2 separate regions of the Homo sapiens genome follow, and region 2 is linked to region 1. Evidence: read pairs that join two places in POLR2A ChIA-PET (ENCODE). Cell type or tissue: PC-3. All regions are shown on one strand. Each heading gives the region's core, and the rest is flanking DNA. Links, peaks and the distances in the headings are about the cores only. Region 1 has its middle 16 kb from the start of CACNA2D2. Region 2 has its middle 11 kb from the start of CISH.

What was found. Peaks named below come from ENCODE experiments on the same cell type or tissue, not always from the same donor. Only the 100,000 strongest peaks of a DNase experiment are listed, where the experiment ranks them.
Region 2: POLR2A ChIA-PET joins it to region 1 with 16 read pairs; 7 of 35 experiments call an interaction of 5 or more read pairs at or near these places.

Annotation. Positions count from the first base shown.
Region 1 is chr3:50,515,535-50,523,858 of GRCh38, forward strand. No RefSeq gene overlaps it. Among named protein-coding and RNA genes, the nearest start is that of CACNA2D2, 16 kb to the left of the region's middle. RefSeq lists enhancers at 86-724, 7,536-8,045. In PC-3, for the core only: a CTCF peak has its summit at 4,130 (motif pointing right); a DNase peak (open chromatin) is centred at 4,157; H3K27me3 peaks cover 942 bases.
Region 2 is chr3:50,596,316-50,604,639 of GRCh38, forward strand. No RefSeq gene overlaps it. Among named protein-coding and RNA genes, the nearest start is that of CISH, 11 kb to the right of the region's middle. RefSeq lists an enhancer at 2,732-6,412. In PC-3, for the core only: no CTCF peak of the experiment used is centred there; a DNase peak (open chromatin) is centred at 4,926; H3K4me3 peaks cover 351 bases; H3K27ac peaks cover 1,115 bases.

The DNA of each region.
Region 1 (8,324 bases), core at 245-8,244:
GAGGGGGGCAGGTATTTATTCATCCTCCCTAAGAACTGAGGTCTTGGCGAACTCATCTGCCTCCCAGCTCAGCTAATTGGAATCAGTTCCCCATTTCTCCTCTGCCTCTCAGTAAATTATGCGAATTCCCCCAGTCAGAGGCCTGGGTGATGGACAGCCCTGTCACAGCAGCCTAAGTGTTTAGAGAGCAATTGTTCTGGGGAAGGCTGCCATTCCTCAAGCGTGTGCTGTGCGGGGGGCCACGAGGAGAGCCAGCCCGGCCCTGCTGCTGCCCCTGTCCCTGCCCCTGTCCTTGCTCCTCTGCCCGCCCCTTTCCCCACCGCTGCCCCTGCCCAGCCACCAGAGCCTGCTCCGCCCAGCCAGCCAAGCATGGGCTTCCGGTACGTTATCCTTGTCATAACAATCAGAGCAGCCGAGAGGTATTGCTCTTAAACCCTCAACACACATTTTTATAACCTTTCTGTTTAATAAGAAAGAGACAGCTCCAATTAGCTGGGAATATTCTGCCGAAATGGGATTATTTTAAAAGCTCTGGCAATATTACAAAATAGCTTCAGTAAGTGAACAGCTGTTGCCGGGCCCCGCCTGCCCTGCGCACTGCGCCTCCCGCACCCTCCCATCAGGGCCGGGCCCCTTGCCCCTCCCCAGGGGCTTCAGAGTCCCTGAGAACTGTGCTCTGGCCAGCAGCCAGGGGCCCCTCTTCAGGCAGCAGGATGTAAGTTGTGGGTGTGGAGCACAGAGTCTCCATGGCCCGGACTGGAGGGGAGGGACAGTTCACACCGTGCCCTGAGGCTGGACTATGGCCTTGCTGGGGTCCTGCTTGTCCCAGAAAAAGTCATGTGGGGACCCCAGCGTCATCTCTAAAGGGCCTGCAGCCTGCTCTGCTGCCCCTGTAGCCTGGACATGTTCCCTACTTTTAGCAGGACTCCCGTCTGCTGCCCAGGCCTTCGCAGGCTCTCTGGCTCTCCAGTCAGGGGGGCAGGGCAGGGCTGCTTGTGAATCCATTTCTCCAGATTGTGAGTTCTGAGTCCACTCCCCAGGCCCACCCCTGGGCCAGGTAAGGATGCTACCTAAGGGGTCCCTCCCTCTCCTTCTTGGGGCCAATGCTCATTTCCTCTTTGGCTCCTCTTCCACTCTCCGCAGGGCCCTCTGCATTCCTTCTCTCCAGGAGGGGCTGTCTTTGTTTCCTTGCCCATTGCAGCTGGTAGTGTTATCAGTAACTGTGTCTAAGTCCCCAGGGCTGAGGGGCAGGGGCCTGGAAGTCCTGGCCTTCCCCCTTTTCCCATGCCTGCTGGCAAAGCTCTGCAGAAAGGAGGCCTCCGCTCCCACCTCCTAAAGCCCTGGGGCTGGATCTTACCCACAGACTCAGCATTGGCAGCTGCTTCACCTGGGCCATCTGAGGCAGCAGACTGATGCCAGCTCCTCCAGGAGCCAGCTCAGCCTCTGTGGGGAAAGCTGGGGCTGGGGCCTTGTAGGAGGCCCTGGGTCTTTTTTGGCCTGCTGCTTCTTGCCCACTCTGTCCACTTGCCACTTGGCCCACAGCTGTGGTGCCCCCATGGTGCTGGGTCCCCCAGAAGGCTCAGGCTGAAGAGTTGATGATGTTTGAACAACTTTCAGGGAAGGATACAGTTGAAAAGGACCTCAGAGTCTGGCCCATGGAACAGGTCACTGTATAGTTGGGGAAACTAAATCCAAGTGAGAGGAAGCTCTGAGGCTATATTCTAAGACAGGATGGGAAGCAGGACTCAAGCTGTCGGCTTCAGCCCTGGTGTTTGACCCTTGTTGGCCCTGGCACTGGTAATGATGGGATTTGAACTCTCGGCCCTGGTGTGGTGGAACTGAATGAGCCCTGCCTCAGCTGCACAGGTGACCAAAGGCAACTCCCTTCCCTCTCTGAGGCAGGAGTGGGTGAGGCCCTGCTCTGGGGCTGAGGGGGTGCAGATGGGACTCTGGGTCAGGCTGCTGGACAGGGAGATCCCTGTGGGTACTGTGTGGCAGAGCCAGGGCAAGGACTGGGCCAACGGGGGTGCATTGGGGTGCCCAGATACTCCACTCATTCATCCTGCCAAGTCCCCTCCAGGCCTGGCTGGAAAATATGGGGATTCAAGGTCTCCCTTGATGCTGCCAGGAAGAAAACCTCACGGACAAGGGAACAGCTGCTGTGGCCCCAGCCTCACCAGGCCTAGGTCTTAGGGACCCTGCCTGGGGAATGGGAACAATTTTGGGACATCCTTGGGAGGAGATCACAGCCTGGGAACTGCAGCATGATGCAAATGCACCATGTGCTAAATGGGGAAAAATGAATTTTACACCCAGACAAAGTGACTTTTATCATGTTAACGACCATGGTTTGCTCATCGTGTCTGGCGCAGTGAAATGGGGCCTGTGGATGTTTTTCTTTTAGTTCTGCTTTTAAATGGAAGCATTTTCCCCCTCAGAGCAGACAAGCCAAGCCCTTCAGATTGGGATGACAGAAGTGCTGATTCAGCAAAAACAAAACAGAGGATTTTTTTTTTTTTTTTTTTTTTTTAATCTTCATCTGTGCCTTCCAGCAAAAATAGAGCTCAGAATGAGGAGGTGGGGTGTGGCGTGAGGAGCCCCAGCCAGGAGACAAGATTGTGGCCCTGGCCCAGCTCATCCTGGTGTGGCCTGGGACCTACCTCACCCATTCCCAACCTCAGTTTGCCCATCAGTATCAGGAGTGAGACGGGCTGGAGGCAGAGGCTTTTAGGATCAGAGAGCTGCTCCGGCCTGGCGCTTGACTAGATGTCCATGTCAAACACATCGTACTGGGTATGTCTGGGTCTGGAACTGCCTCCTCTCTCAGACTGGGACTCCCAGGGGGCAAGGCAGGGTGGAATCATTGCTGAATCCATGGTGCCCTCAGCGGCCAGTGCAAGGTCCCTCATGGAAGGGGCAGAGATTTTTGCTGATGGAGCCAAGGCTACTTCCACGACATCTATAAGGAGCATCCAAGGGTGGACTCCGTTGGCCACGTCCCTGAGCACCCCACCCCCAACAGACTGCACCCGGCGCACATCACTGGCACATGGCAACTCCATATTGTGCTCATCAAGTTTCAGGAAAACACCATCTGATGCCTTGTATAGTTGCCCAGCACAACACCCAGCTTCCCAGAAGGAGCCTGCATTGTGCACAGTGAGGGGCTGCTCATCTAAGGCTAATGAAGAGGACATGAGGCTGGCATATCTGGAAAAGCCCTGCCCTGATGCCATGCGGTACTGCTCTGGAAGGCTCGCCCAGGTCAGGCAGACAGGGCAGAGATCAGTGGACAATTAGCCAGCTCCAGCAGAGGTAATTAATCAATGTTTGGGGCCTTCCATCTGGGAATGCTGTGATCACTGCCGTGCCTGTGCCCTGGTGGAAGTCAGGACCTGGGCTAGGCTGACAGGCAGGGACTCAATTGCTGTCAGCACCCTCACTGCCAGCACAAACACCATCACCAACACTGCCTCCAGCAGTTCAGTGCTGCTGTCCCCATCATGGTCACATTGCTGTCACCCTTATAGTAGCAGCGACTCCCTCACCCTGCCCTGCCCCACTGGGACTCACTATCACCATCCCCATCCACAGTCACCTGTGCTCACTCTTCCCCGACTCAAGACACTTTTACACTGTTCCCACAGTCCCAAAAGATATACAGGCAGCTTAGTGGTAGGGAGACCAAGGCACAGAGAGAGAAAGGGCCATGCCATCTAAACAAGAGAGAGAAGCCAGCCCCCTGGCATATAGACTATGGTCGCTTCCATCCCTCCCCTCCCCTGTTCCAATACCAGCTGCTCACAGCGAAGATCCTTCCTCCTCGTACCAGTCAGGATGGGCTCAGTTAGGTTGCAATGACAACAACCCTAAAATCTTACTGGTTTAAAATAATGAAGATTTATCTCTTTTTCCTGCTCCCTGCTCTTCATGGGTCAGCTGAGGCTCTGTTCTGTGTCATTCTCATACTGAGCCCCGGCTGGCCAGATAGCCAAATTCTGGAAAACTGACTGTTGTCATGGTGGAGGGAGATCCGGCCCCTAAAAGGTCTCACACCAGCAATTAAAAGCCCTGTCCTGAAAGTGCTGCCTCTGCTCACCACTCATCGCCGGAACCAGGCACGCACCCCTGCATGACCACCAGGGGGCAGGAAGGTGCAATCCTACCTTTAGCCAGGAAGCAAGGGGATCAGGTGGATTTGGCACCCACCAACAGTGGAGATCCGATTTCTCTTCCTCTCCCTGCCTTCACTCCTTGCCCCACCTATCCATGTCCTCCAGCCCCCTGGTCCAGCAGGATTGTGAGGGTTCAGGTGGGGCTTCCTCAGTCTTCCTGGGATCACAGGCTGTGCTTCCTGTGTGGGGAAAAGCAAGAGAGATCAGATTGTCACTGTGTCTGTGTAGAAAGAAGTAGACATAGGAGACTCCATTTTGTTATGTACTAAGAAAAATTCTTCTGCCTTGAGATTCTGTGACCTTACCCCCAACCCCGTGCTCTCTGAAACATGTGTTGTCAACTCAGAGTTGAATGGATTAAGGGCAGTGCAAGATGTGCTTTGTTAAACAGATGCTTGAAGGCAGCATGCTCCTTAAGAGTCATCACCACTCCCTAATCTCAAGTACCCAGGGACACAAAAACTGCGGAAGGCCGCAGGGACCTCTGCCTAGGAAAGCCAGGTATTGTCCCAGGTTTCTCCCCATGTGATAGTCTGAAATATGGCCTCGTGGGAAGGGAAAGACCTGACTGTCCCCCAGCCCGACACCCGTAAAGGGTCTGTGCTGAGGAGGATTAGTAAAAGAGGAAGGAATGCCTCTTGCAGTTGAGACAAGAGGAAGGCATCTGTCTCCTGCCTGTCCCTGGGCAATGGAATGTCTCGGTATAAAACCCGATTGTATGCTCCATCTACTGAGATAGGGAAAAACCGCCTTAGGGCTGGAGGTGGGACCTGCGGGCAGCAATACTGCTTTGTAAAGCATTGAGATGTTTATGTTATGCATATCTAAAAGCACAGCACTTAATCCTTTACATTGTCTATGATGCAAAGACCTTTGTTCACGTGTTTGTCTGCTGACCCTCTCCCCACAATTGTCTTGTGACCCTGACACATCCCTCTCTTCGAGAAACACCCACGAATGATCCATAAATACTAAGGGAACTCAGAGGCTGGCAGGATCCTCCATATGCTGAACGCTAGTTCCCCGGGTCCCCTTATTTCTTTCTCTATACTTTGTCTCTGTGTCTTTTTCTTTCCTAAGTCTCTCGTTCCACCTTACGAGAAACACCCACAGGTGTGGAGGGGCAACCCACCCCTACATCCTGCTCCAGGCCCTGGCTCCCAGATGCCAGAGAGCCTTTCCTCAGGAGGCAGATGGGCAAGGCTCTGGGACTCCAGGAAAGAATGCCCCCGGAGATGAGGCTGGGTTAGCCAGCAGCACGTGGGAGCCTGTCCTGTCCCAGGGGAGCCTTGTGGAAAGGGAAGGAGGGTCTGAGCTGGGCCTTGGACAGTGGCTCTGGCTATGGGTGTGGTGAGTTGCAATGGGAGAGGCTGGGGCAGGAAGCAGCTGGGATTGTCTCAGGAGGGTACAGAGAGGGAGAGGATGGGCCAGCTTCAGCAAGAAGGCCAAGAGAGAGGAGGAGGGTGAATGAGGTACGCAGAGAGAGGAATGAGGCCTTTGGGTAACAGTCTGGAATTCTGGGGTTCAGCCCCAGGGCTCCAGTCCCCCAAGGCATGTCATCTTGGCTGCCCAGGAAAGGAGATGTCAAAGGCAATGGGTATAGAATGGCTGGTGTGGGCTGTGAGCCTCCGGGTCTGTGCAAGCATCTATCAGGCACCAGCTGGGGCACCCTAGTCTCATGCTGATCCTCCAAATTCAAACCTGGCTGAGGGTCCCTGCAGTCTGGTCTAGCCCCAGGGTTTGGGCTGTAGGAGGAGATCCGAGGCTAGGGATTGCAGGGAAGGAGGAAGATGGCTGCCTGAGGCCTCTGGGTAACAGTCTAGAATTCTGGGGTTCAGACCCAGGGCTCCAGATTCCCAATTTGGGGCTCATTTTGCTCCATCATCATAGGCCAAGGCCAGAAGAGGGGCAGTGATGTGTCAGGATGGGGATGGGTCCAGGCTAGCCCACGTCTGATTCTTCCGGTACTGGGGTGCCTGTGCCCAGGCAAGCAGGGCTCTTCCCACATCATCCATCACTAGGCCACAGAAGGCTGGTCAGGATCAATAAACAAACAATTATCCTGTCATCACTGATTGTAGGCCTGGGGCAGGGTGGCAGCTAAGCGGGGAGCACCCGGTAAACGGGAGTTTCTGATGAGAACAACCCACACCTCAGGGGTTGGCTCAGGATGGGGGTGCAGGGGAAGAGGACTGTGGAGGTTGCCAGGCAAGGCTGCCCTACAATGGGGGCAGGGCCCAGGAAGACTGAACTCTGTCTGGTAAGCCACCCCAGGGGGCTGCCTGAAGGAAGCTGGAGGCTGAACTGGACCCACCCCCTCACCCTCTCCCCTCTTTCTGATGTTTCCCTCTTCCCTTTTTCCCCAGCCACCTAAGCTGGGGGCAGGGGCACATCAGGAAAGTTAGTAACTGAGCTATTCCAGTCACAAATTAAGAGTCCTTCTCTGCTGGTCTATTGTACTTCCCTCATCTTGGGATGCCTAAACAGTCAACCAAAATAATAATTTGTCACTGCAGTCCCCCAAGGTATGTCATCTTGGCTGCCCAGGAAGGGAGATGTCAAAGGCAATGGGTATGGATCTGACTGGTGAGGGAGGCAGGAACACCCACAACCCTGGAGTCTGGGTCCCAGCTCCTGAGAAATGTTTGGGGTCTGACCTGGGAATAGAGGAGTTGCACCCTGAACTTCTTGGTGGGTGGGGCAGGGCCAAATCTGCAGACTCAACAGAGAGGAGCCAGAGCTGCACATCTCCCCCAGTTCTGTTCCTTGTCCCATTCCCAGCCCCATGGAAGGGAAATCTCTCTCCATCAGAGGAAAGGGACAAAAGGAGAAGTGATTTATTATTCTATTCCATTATGCCTGTTTCCAGAGAAACTAATTATGGTGCATTGTTGTTTTAGATACTTTCAGAAAGATTACATTTTCTTACTTTGGCCGATAAAAAAATTAAATCCATCACTTTTCCTAAACACATTACAGTAAAGACAGACTTGCTCCTTGTAATTATTAATCAGTCGGATTTGGGGACGCAAAGCGTTTGACTTAAGCTCAATACAGTCATGAACAATGTCCCGGGATCGTATTTGGTATTGAAACAATTTTTCAATTTATTAAAAAGTCATTAAGGCAGTTGGGGTGGGAGGTAAGGAGAGCTGGACTAAGCCGCTGAGTCAGGGTTGTGGATTGGGGGTGTAGAGTCATCAAGGGGCTTCTGCAAGTGGGAAGAAACGCAGTGTGTCTTACTCCTACACCTGGCTCTGAGGGGCCTGCTCAAGTTGAGATGGGACCCTAAGAAGTCAGCCTCAAGGCTGGGCACGGTGGCTTACACCTGTAATCCCAGCACTTTGGGAGGCCAAGGCAGGCAGATCACTTGAGGTCAGGAGCTCGAGACCACCCTGGACAACATGGTGAAAACCCATCTCTACTAAAAATACAAAAATTAGCCAGGCACGGTGGTGCATGCCTGTAGTCCCAGCTAGTTGGGAGGCTGAGGCAGGAGAATTGCTTGAACCTAGGAAGCAGAAGTTGCAGTGAGCCGAGACTGTACCACTGTGCTCCAGCCAGGGTGACAGCTAAAAAAAAAAAAAAAAAAAAAAAGAGTCAGGAATCAGGCCCTGCCCCCACCTCAGCAACCTCATACTATACTCATTCATCTGTCCACGGTCCACTCCTTCGGGTTGTGAGCTCACCGCATGGAACGGTGACAGTAATGTAGTAATGGGTCACTCAGGGGGAACAATTTGCCCTACGGAGCCCTGAGCCCACTCTCCAGTGGTCTTGCACCAAGGACTGACAGTCAGCCTGACTCCCACCCCTGGCAGGGAGAGAGGCCCCTCCTACCAGCTCAGGCCCTTGGAGCCCCCAGCTGGGGACATGTGGCTATTTGGAAGGACACCTGGTGTGGCCGAGTGCCTTGTTCCAGTCGCTGGCCTTGCTCACTCAATCATTTAATTACTCCTCTGACACTTCCTGCTCCCAGGAGGGATTTACAGGGGTTTAGGAGACTGGCAAGCTACAAGCCCAGCTTAGCCTGCGTCCTGGCTCAGGTGGGAGTGGAAGGGCGGCAATAGGACCCAGGCTCAAGTCATAGCTCAGCCACTTGCAAATTGCTGACCTTGGACAAGTTAGTTAAACTCACTGAGCTTCAGT
Region 2 (8,324 bases), core at 191-8,190, 81 kb after region 1:
ACACTACTTCAGCCTTCACAGAGAATTTAACTGTGAATAGTGAAGATTTCTTTTCTTCTCTCTGTTTCTTTTTGAGAAGAGTTTTGCTCTGTCACCCAGGCTGGAGTGTAGTGGCACAATCATGGCTCACTGCAGCCTCGAAATCCTGGGCTTAAGTGATCCTTTGGCCTCAGCCTCCCAAGTAGCTGAACTACAGACATGCACTGCCATGTGTGGCTAATTTTTAAAATATTTTTTGTAGAGAAAGGGTCTCACTATGTTGCCCAGATTGGTCTCAAACTCATGGACTCAAGCGATCCTCCCACTTTGGCCTCCCAAAGTGCTGGGATTACAAGTGTGAGCCACCACACTCTGCTAAGATTTCTTTTCATAAAAACATTTAGCAATATTTAATAACAATTTCAAAAAGTTAAGTAAAATTTTAGTTTTAAATCTTAATTTAAATTTTAATACAAGTATAACTTATAGTTTGTTTTGCCTCAATTTTACTAAGTGATTTTGATTATTTTAAAAATAACTTTTTAGGCTGGGTGTGGTGGCTAACGCCTGTAATCTCAGCACTTTGGGAGGCTGAAATGGGTGGATCGCTTGAGCTCAGGAGTTCAAGACCAGCCTGAGCAATGTGGTGAAACCCTATCTCTATAAAAAATACAAAAATTAGCCAGGTGTGCTGGTGGGTGCCTGTCGTCCCAGCTACTTGGGGAGGCCGAGGTGGGAGGATCCCTTGAGCCCAGGAGTTTGAGGTGTCACTGAGCTATGATCACACCACTGCGCTCTAGCCTGGGTGACACAGCAAGACCCCCCCGCCAAAAAAAATAATTAAAATTAAGGCCAGGCACAGTGGCTTACATCTGAAGTCCCAGCGCATTGAGAAGCTGAGGCAGGAGAATCCCTTGAGCCCAGGAGTTTGAGAGTAGCCTGGGAAACATGGCAAAACTCCATCTGTACAAAAAATACAAAAAAATTAGTGGAGTGTGGTGGCACACATCTGTAGTACCAGCTACTTGGGAGGCTAAGGTGGGAGGATCACTTAAGCCCAGGAGGTCAAGGCTACAGAGAGCCAAGATTACACCACTGCACTTCAGCCTGGGCAAAAGAGTGAGACCCTGTCTCAAAAAATAATAATAATAATTAAATTAATTTTAAAATAACAATAACTTTTTGGACTATATCATCTTTTGAAATTTTGACATATCTCATTTAATTTAACATATTTTTGTGTTCTTTGAATGTAATATTTTATTTCATTATTTAATTAATTAATTTATTTTTTTGAGATGGAGTTTCACTCTTGTCACCCAGGCTGGAGTGCAATGGTGTGGATCTCGGCTCACTGCAACCTCTGCCTCCTGGGTTCAAGAAATTCTCCTGCCTCAGCCTCCCAAGTAGCTGGGATTACAGGTGTGTGCCACCATGCCTGGCTAATTTTTGTATTTTTAGTAGAGATGAGGTTTCACCATGTTGGCCAGGCTGGTCTTGAACTCCTGACCTCAGGTGATCCACCTGCCTTGGCCTCCCAAAGTGCTGGGATTACAGGTGTGAGCCACCACACCTGGCCAATATTTTATTTTAGTCTTTTTAAAAATTATTATTTTTTTTATAGACAGGGTCTTGCTCTGTTGCCCAGTCTGGAGTACAGTAGTATAGTCATAGCTTACTGTAAACTTGAACTCCTGCCTCAAGCAATCCTGTCACTTTGGTTTCTCAAAGCTCTGGGATTACATGTGTGAGCCACCATGCCCAGCCTTATTTTAATCTTTTTAATCATTACTATGAAAAGAACAGTAATAGTGTAGAAGTCTTGACTGTAACAACATAATCAATCATTTTACTAGACTAAAGACGAGGAGAATCAATGTTACAGAATAAATACAGAATATCTTAGGCATCAGGCAAGTCTTCATTCTCTCACTTAAACCTCAGGTCACTGAACACCTGGACATGAGTGATAATTACTAAGTTTCATCATTTTGGATATCTGCTGACTTTCAGATATATAAAAACTGTAGATTTACAGATGTTTTTACTCCTATGAAAGCTTATTTGTTCAGTAGGAGGATAGAACACATTTCATTAGCAGCTTGATTTATGGTTGTTTAATATTTAGATTCTGGTATGTGAGCCTCCACTTGTCCTTTTGCCTGGAGCACTGCAAACATCAAGGCCTATGCTCCAGTGTGCCCACAGGTACTTCTTGCTGCAATAGAGACCAGAGAAAGAGCTCTTCTGGGGCTCATGTCTCCATGGGCTCATGGTGAAGTGGGAGCTGGAGGGGTGAGTTGGGATCCAGGGGAAGACTCCGAGGAGAAACAAAAATCACCAAGTCTACACATTTCCTCCTTACAACGATTCCATAAGGCAAGTGATAACATTGTCCCCAAAGTAGAGGTGGAGGCCCGGTGCAGTGGCTCACGCCTGTAATCCCAGTGCTTTGGGAGGCCGAGGGAGGAGAATTGCTTGAGCCCAGGAGTTCAGACCAGCCTGGGCAACATGGTGAAACTAGATCTGTACAAAAAATTAGTGGGGTGTGGTGGCACACACCTGTAGTCTCAGCTACTTGGGAGACTGAGGTGGGAGGATCGCTTGAGCTCAGGAGGTAGAGGCTGCAGTGAGCCGAGATTGTGCCACTGGACTCCAGCCTGGGCAACAGGGTGAGACCCTGTCTCAAAACCAAACCAAACCAAACACCAAAAACAGAGTGGGAAACTGAGGCTCAGAGTGGGTTCATGACTTGCTCAAGTCACGATGCAGGATACCTAGCTCTAGAACCACCTGCAGCAGGGCACCGGTGTCCCCTGCAAACCCATAGCTCTTTTCACTCAGGTCACGTGGGTCCCAGGTCAACTTCATCCACAGCAGGTTCTTTCCAGCCACAGCCAGCCTGACCTGGGTGCAGGCATCAAGGCCTCTAAGTGACAGAGAATGCAGCACTCCCACCCACTGCCAGCTGCCCCAGGTAGCTTCTGAGAACTGGCCACTGCAGAGTACAAGCACAGCAATGACCTGTGTCCTTGGGCTGCCCCACTGCCCTCCTACAGGGGAGGGAGGACCTCTCTGCCATAGCCCCACCTCACAGCTGCCACCCACCCACTGGGTCCTAGCCCTTCTTAACGCCAGCATTGTCCCCATCTTCTCTGTGACATTGGGGTGGATGGGTAGCACGCTTGGCGCTGTGCTCAGTGAGGGCCAAGGAGTGACCTGAGGGTGGGAGGAGAGAGGCAAGTTCTTGCCGACACCCCGTCCAGCCTTGGCCAGGGGAGGTTCTCCATTCTGAAGGTAAAGGGGTCATGAGTGGTTAAAAGGTTGTCCTAGTGCCTCCCAGCTATGTGACCCTGACCTGCTCACTCAGCACCCTCAGCCATACTTCCAGGCCCCTGCTCTAACAATGCTGCTCCTGGGATCCTGTGATGGGAACACTCATGGCCATTCCCTTGAAATGTGGCCAGACTTCAACCCAGTCCCAGACAGTTGTCAGTGCCCACTCACTGCAGCCTCTCCTCTGCATTCTCCAGGCTATTTTCCAAAAGGCCAGATGCATGTCCTGGGTGGCTTGATGCTGAAGCTGGGGCCTGGGCCCCCTGCTGTGGGACAGGGAAGTGTGGGTGAGACAAGGCTGTCCTGAAGGAGTGACTAGAGCCAGAGGCTGCCCACCAGCAAAGGGGGCTCAGTGAGCAGGGCCTGGCACTGCTGACCCCACCTTGTTTTCCCTCCTACTCTCCCTTGGTGCTTCACACCCCCGGCTGCTCACTGGCCTAGGCAGGACACTCCTGTCTAACCTCCTGCTTTCACTGTGGACCCACACCCACACGCTGCCTCCATAGGTACACATGCCCTTTTTTTCTCTACTAACACCTGTTTCTCGTCGTCCACTCTGCCAGGCTGGACACCGGGCACTTCAGAGGTCATGCCAGATCCAGCACCGGGATGGAGGAGTCTAAGGAGGCACCTGCAGTCAGGGAGGGCTTCCTGGAGGCAGAGACCGAAGCTAAGGGCTCAGTACCCTCTCCCCCCACTTACCCCAGGTCACTGGCTGTCCTCTGAGCCTCACTCCCTGGAAGGGCCAGCAGGTTCCAGGAAGTGTCCCCTCGCCCTGCAGTGCTGGTTCCAAGAACTGCAGCTCTTGGCAGCATTTGCTTAGGATCCTTTCCTAGAACTTGAGACCTGCTCTGCCCAGACTGCTGGGGTCTCAGAGGGCAGCCAGTGGGGGTAGTGGGGGAAGGGGGTGCACTGGGAGGTGCCTCTGCAGGTAGAACATTCCATGGACCAAACATTGGGAGGTGGGCCTAGGCTGTCAGCCGGGAGTGGTTGGCCACACTAGGGTGGTCAACACCTCCAACAGGAGGTCGGTGAAATGCAGGTGCTTTGACTGCAGTCAACCATGGGGTGCGGGCCCATGAGTTCTCCCTGCACAAGAAGGAGGCTCATTCCCTTGGTCCAGAACTTCCACCAGCTTGCCACATGCCACCCTCCACCCCCCGACTCTACTCCCCCCACTAGCCTGGCACCAGGGTCCCATCCCATAGAGAATCAGCACAGGCCTTACCCTCAGAATAGGCCCTCATCAGATAACCTCCAGAGGACAGGCCAGGGTGCAGGACAGGCAGGTTCTGAGCAGGGAAGGGGGATGGGATCGTCTTGGGGCCCTTGGAAGGCCATGACACTTGTGTTATTAATCCTGTTATAATTTTACCTTTCCTGGTTAGAACTGAATAAATTACCCCACCTCACACCCCCCAGCAAAGTTGGGTCGGGTGAATGAGGGACAGGCCCTGGTAAGTGGTCAAGGACAGGGCCCTACTTCCCTCAAGGTCACCAGGCCTCCCCCTGGGGCGTGTCCTCCACCCGCCACTTCTGAGCTGGCACCAGGCCTGCCCAGCCGCCTGGGACCTGCCAGATCACGTTGAGCAACCAGTTCCTGAGAAGCGTTGAAGGCAGTGTGGTTTAAAATTAACTCCCCCGCTCCCCCTCCCGCCTGCGGCCTCCTCTGAGTTCTTGGAAGCGGCGCTCTGCTCTTCCTGGGAAGAGGCCTCCAGCCCCAGCTGCTGCAATTCTGGCGAAAACACCTCACCCAGGCTGGGGGTGGGGGGTGCCCACGCCAGGCCTTCTCTGCCCTACACAAGGCCCAGGGATCCTCTGGAAGCTAGCACCCACCCTAGTTACTCACTGAGACCCAGAAGAGAAAGGGGGTGATTGTCAAGGTGCTGGGAGGAGGTGCTCCTGCCCCCAAAGCCCACAGCTCCCAACCAGGCACCTCTGGGTAGGAGAGAAAGTGAATTGATCCCACAACAGCAAACCCAGGACCCTGGCCTACTTTGAGCCATATATGTCCTGGCGAGATGCAGCAACTTCCTAGGGCCACCCAGCTTTGCCTGCCCTTATAAGCTCAGCTTGCCCACTAGGTGCCAGGCTGATGGTGCTGATCTGGCAAGGATGCCCGGGAGCACGCCCCCGCAGGCATGCACACACCTGGGTTAACAGTGATCTCTGCCAGGATCTCTCCTTTTCTCTCACCCACACCCCTCAAACTGCCCTTGGAACACCTCTCCTCCTGGTTAAGCCTCATTTTCTCATGTCTCGTGGGCTCCGTGTCCCTGGGGCTTTGGGGGAAATGTTTCCTGAGAACCTACTCTCCCAGCAGCTCCTCCTCCCACAGCCATCCACTGGAAGGAGCTGAGAAAAACAAAGGAATGTTGGCCAAGTGGAAAGGTCAGCACAAGCATGCGTGCGCGCGTGCGCGCGCACACACACACACACACACACACACACACACACACACACACACACACACACACACACACAAGTGATGTCACTGATGTGGGGCTGGTGGGGGTGGGAGCAGTGAAGTGCTTCCTGGGAGGAGGCTGAGGGCTGAGAGGCACTTTGAAGAACAGAGCTTTGGCCCAGTCTGGACTATGAGTGCAATCCCCACCTCTGGTGGAGGAGCCCAGCTCTGGTGACAGGAAGGGCCCCATCTGGCTCATGGGTGCTGGGTGTGGGGAGAGTCCCTGGAGCAGGACTCTGCCTGAGGAGCATTTGCTGGATACCACCCTCCCCACCAGGCATGTCATCAGGGCATCATCGGTGCCAGCGCAAGCATCTCACTAGTAGGGTCTGTGTGGGTGAGACAGTCCTGGAGGGCTGCCTGGAGGAGTCATGGCAATCCTAGGTTCCCATAGCCCTCAGAGGCCCTGCCTGTTTTAATGAGGCCCGGGCCATGGAAGCAACTCTCTTTCCACTGAGCAGGAAGCTTTGACCACATCAGAAAAGCTCCCCTTCCCTGGGCCTGCTGTGTCTCCTCCTGCTCAGAGATGAGCATCGGTTTCCATTCACTCCCCATTCCCCAGCATCCAGGCCCAGCCACTCTCCAACCACTCTGAGGTCTGCATTCTGACCAAAATCAAACCTCCAGGGACCTCCTCTAGCTTGAGTCTCAGACGTGGGAACTCCAGCCTGCTGCCCCAGAGTGACTCTTGGAGTGACCCCTTGGGTGGTCCACGGGAGCCAGGGAGGGATAGGGAGGACACATCCACCATGAGAGGCTGTTGAATTTCCGGCAAAGCTCAAGTCTACTTTATCTTAAAACTGGTCTAGCAGGTTGGTGTCAAAGGCTGCCCAGGCTTGCACAGGGCCTACTTCTCCTGGAGGAAGAGGGCCTTTATGAGAGCTGGAGAAGTCTGGGATGTCCTATGCACAGACCCTGAGTCTTCCTGCCTTCGTAGTCAGGCCTCTAGGCCTTTAGGCCCCCGGCCCCTCGCCTTCCACTTCACTGTGGGCAACCGTGCAGGACGGGAGGGTCCCCATCTGAGAGTGAGGTGGGCCTAGTCATGGACCCCAGCCCCACTCAGCTGTGTGTCCAGCCTTGGCCAGGAGAGATTTGCTCAGTCAGTAGATTAAAAGTCCAGCCTAGGTGCAGGGACCTAGTGAGATGTACACACTGGCACCAATGATACCCCAGTGGTATGTCTGGAAGGGGGGTGGTATCCAGCAAACACTCCTTGGGGGCAACAAGAAATACCTAGATGGCTTAGCAGCATTTCTGTCCGAAGGTTGTTCCAGAGGGAGGCTTGTGAATCCAGGGAGGGACGCCACACAGGATCAATCTCCAAACCCATTTCCCACCTGGAGGCAGAATCCTCTAGGGCCCAGCCCCCAGACCCCCTCCTCCAGAAAGCCCTCCTGAATCTCCCCATCCTCCTGCATGCCTTCTGAACCTGTGGGTGCCTAGGCTTTAGCAAGCCAGACCCTTGGAGGCAGAATAGAGCAGTGGTTATTCCAAACAATGTCTGGAATCAGGATGTGAACTCTGGCTCTGCCTCTCACCACCCCTCTCTGAGGCCTTCCCTCTTCAGCTGTAGATGAGGACAACCTCTGCTAGTGGGGTAGGAACCCAACCCAGAGTCACAGAGTTGCTGCCCTCACCTCTTTCTGCCCCCGCTCCCACACTCTACCCTCCAGATCCTTCTTTCTGGCCTCTTGCCTCCAGGCCCTCATGAGTACAGATACCTCCCTTAGAAATGAGGGTCAGATCACAGCACTCCCCTGCTAGGCTCTGAAGAGGTGCTTTGCCATCCTCAAATAAAATCCACCTGCTTCCTTTGCCCTTCCCACCCCTCCTGGGCAGCCATTCTGGGCTCTAGGTCTCTGCCTCAGGGCCACTGCACTTGTAGTTCCTTTCACCTGGGACATCCCTTCTGCAAGTTGTCTGCATGGCCAGCTCCTGCTCATTGCCTGGGTCTCCAGGCTCAGTGCCACCCAAAGCTGCAGAGCTATCCCCAACGCCCTCCCAGCTGCAGGGTGTCCCCATTCCCAAAGTTACTCTTCCCACCCCCACTGCTTTTCTTTCTTTACACTCTCAAAGCTTGTCCTATGCACCCATTTGTTCACTAGTTCACTCTCTGTCTCTCCCGCTAGCCCACGAGCCCAATGAGTATGGGGACCGTGTCTGTCTTGTTCCCTGCTGTCTCCAGGACCTAGATGGAGTCTGGCCCAGTTGGTGCCTTTGGAGCACATGTGCTGGTGGAGGACTTAATGATAAAGTGTGACCTTCGTTACTGTTTGTATGTTGTGCAGGGTCCTTGCACCCACCAGAAGGCTCATCCCTTTGTTCCTGGCTAGTGTCAACATGTGTGCCCCTTTTACTAGGCCAGGACCACACAGTGGTGATCACGTTGGCCAGAGGATCTTCAGCATCTGTTAGGCTGAGTCTCTGATTGGGGTCTGGGCAGGCATCATTCACTGCCCTGGCAGGGAAACAAGAAAAGAAGATGGAACCTGGAACCTGTTGGGGGTCAGAAGTAGCTGGCAGCCCCTCCCCAGACAGGAGC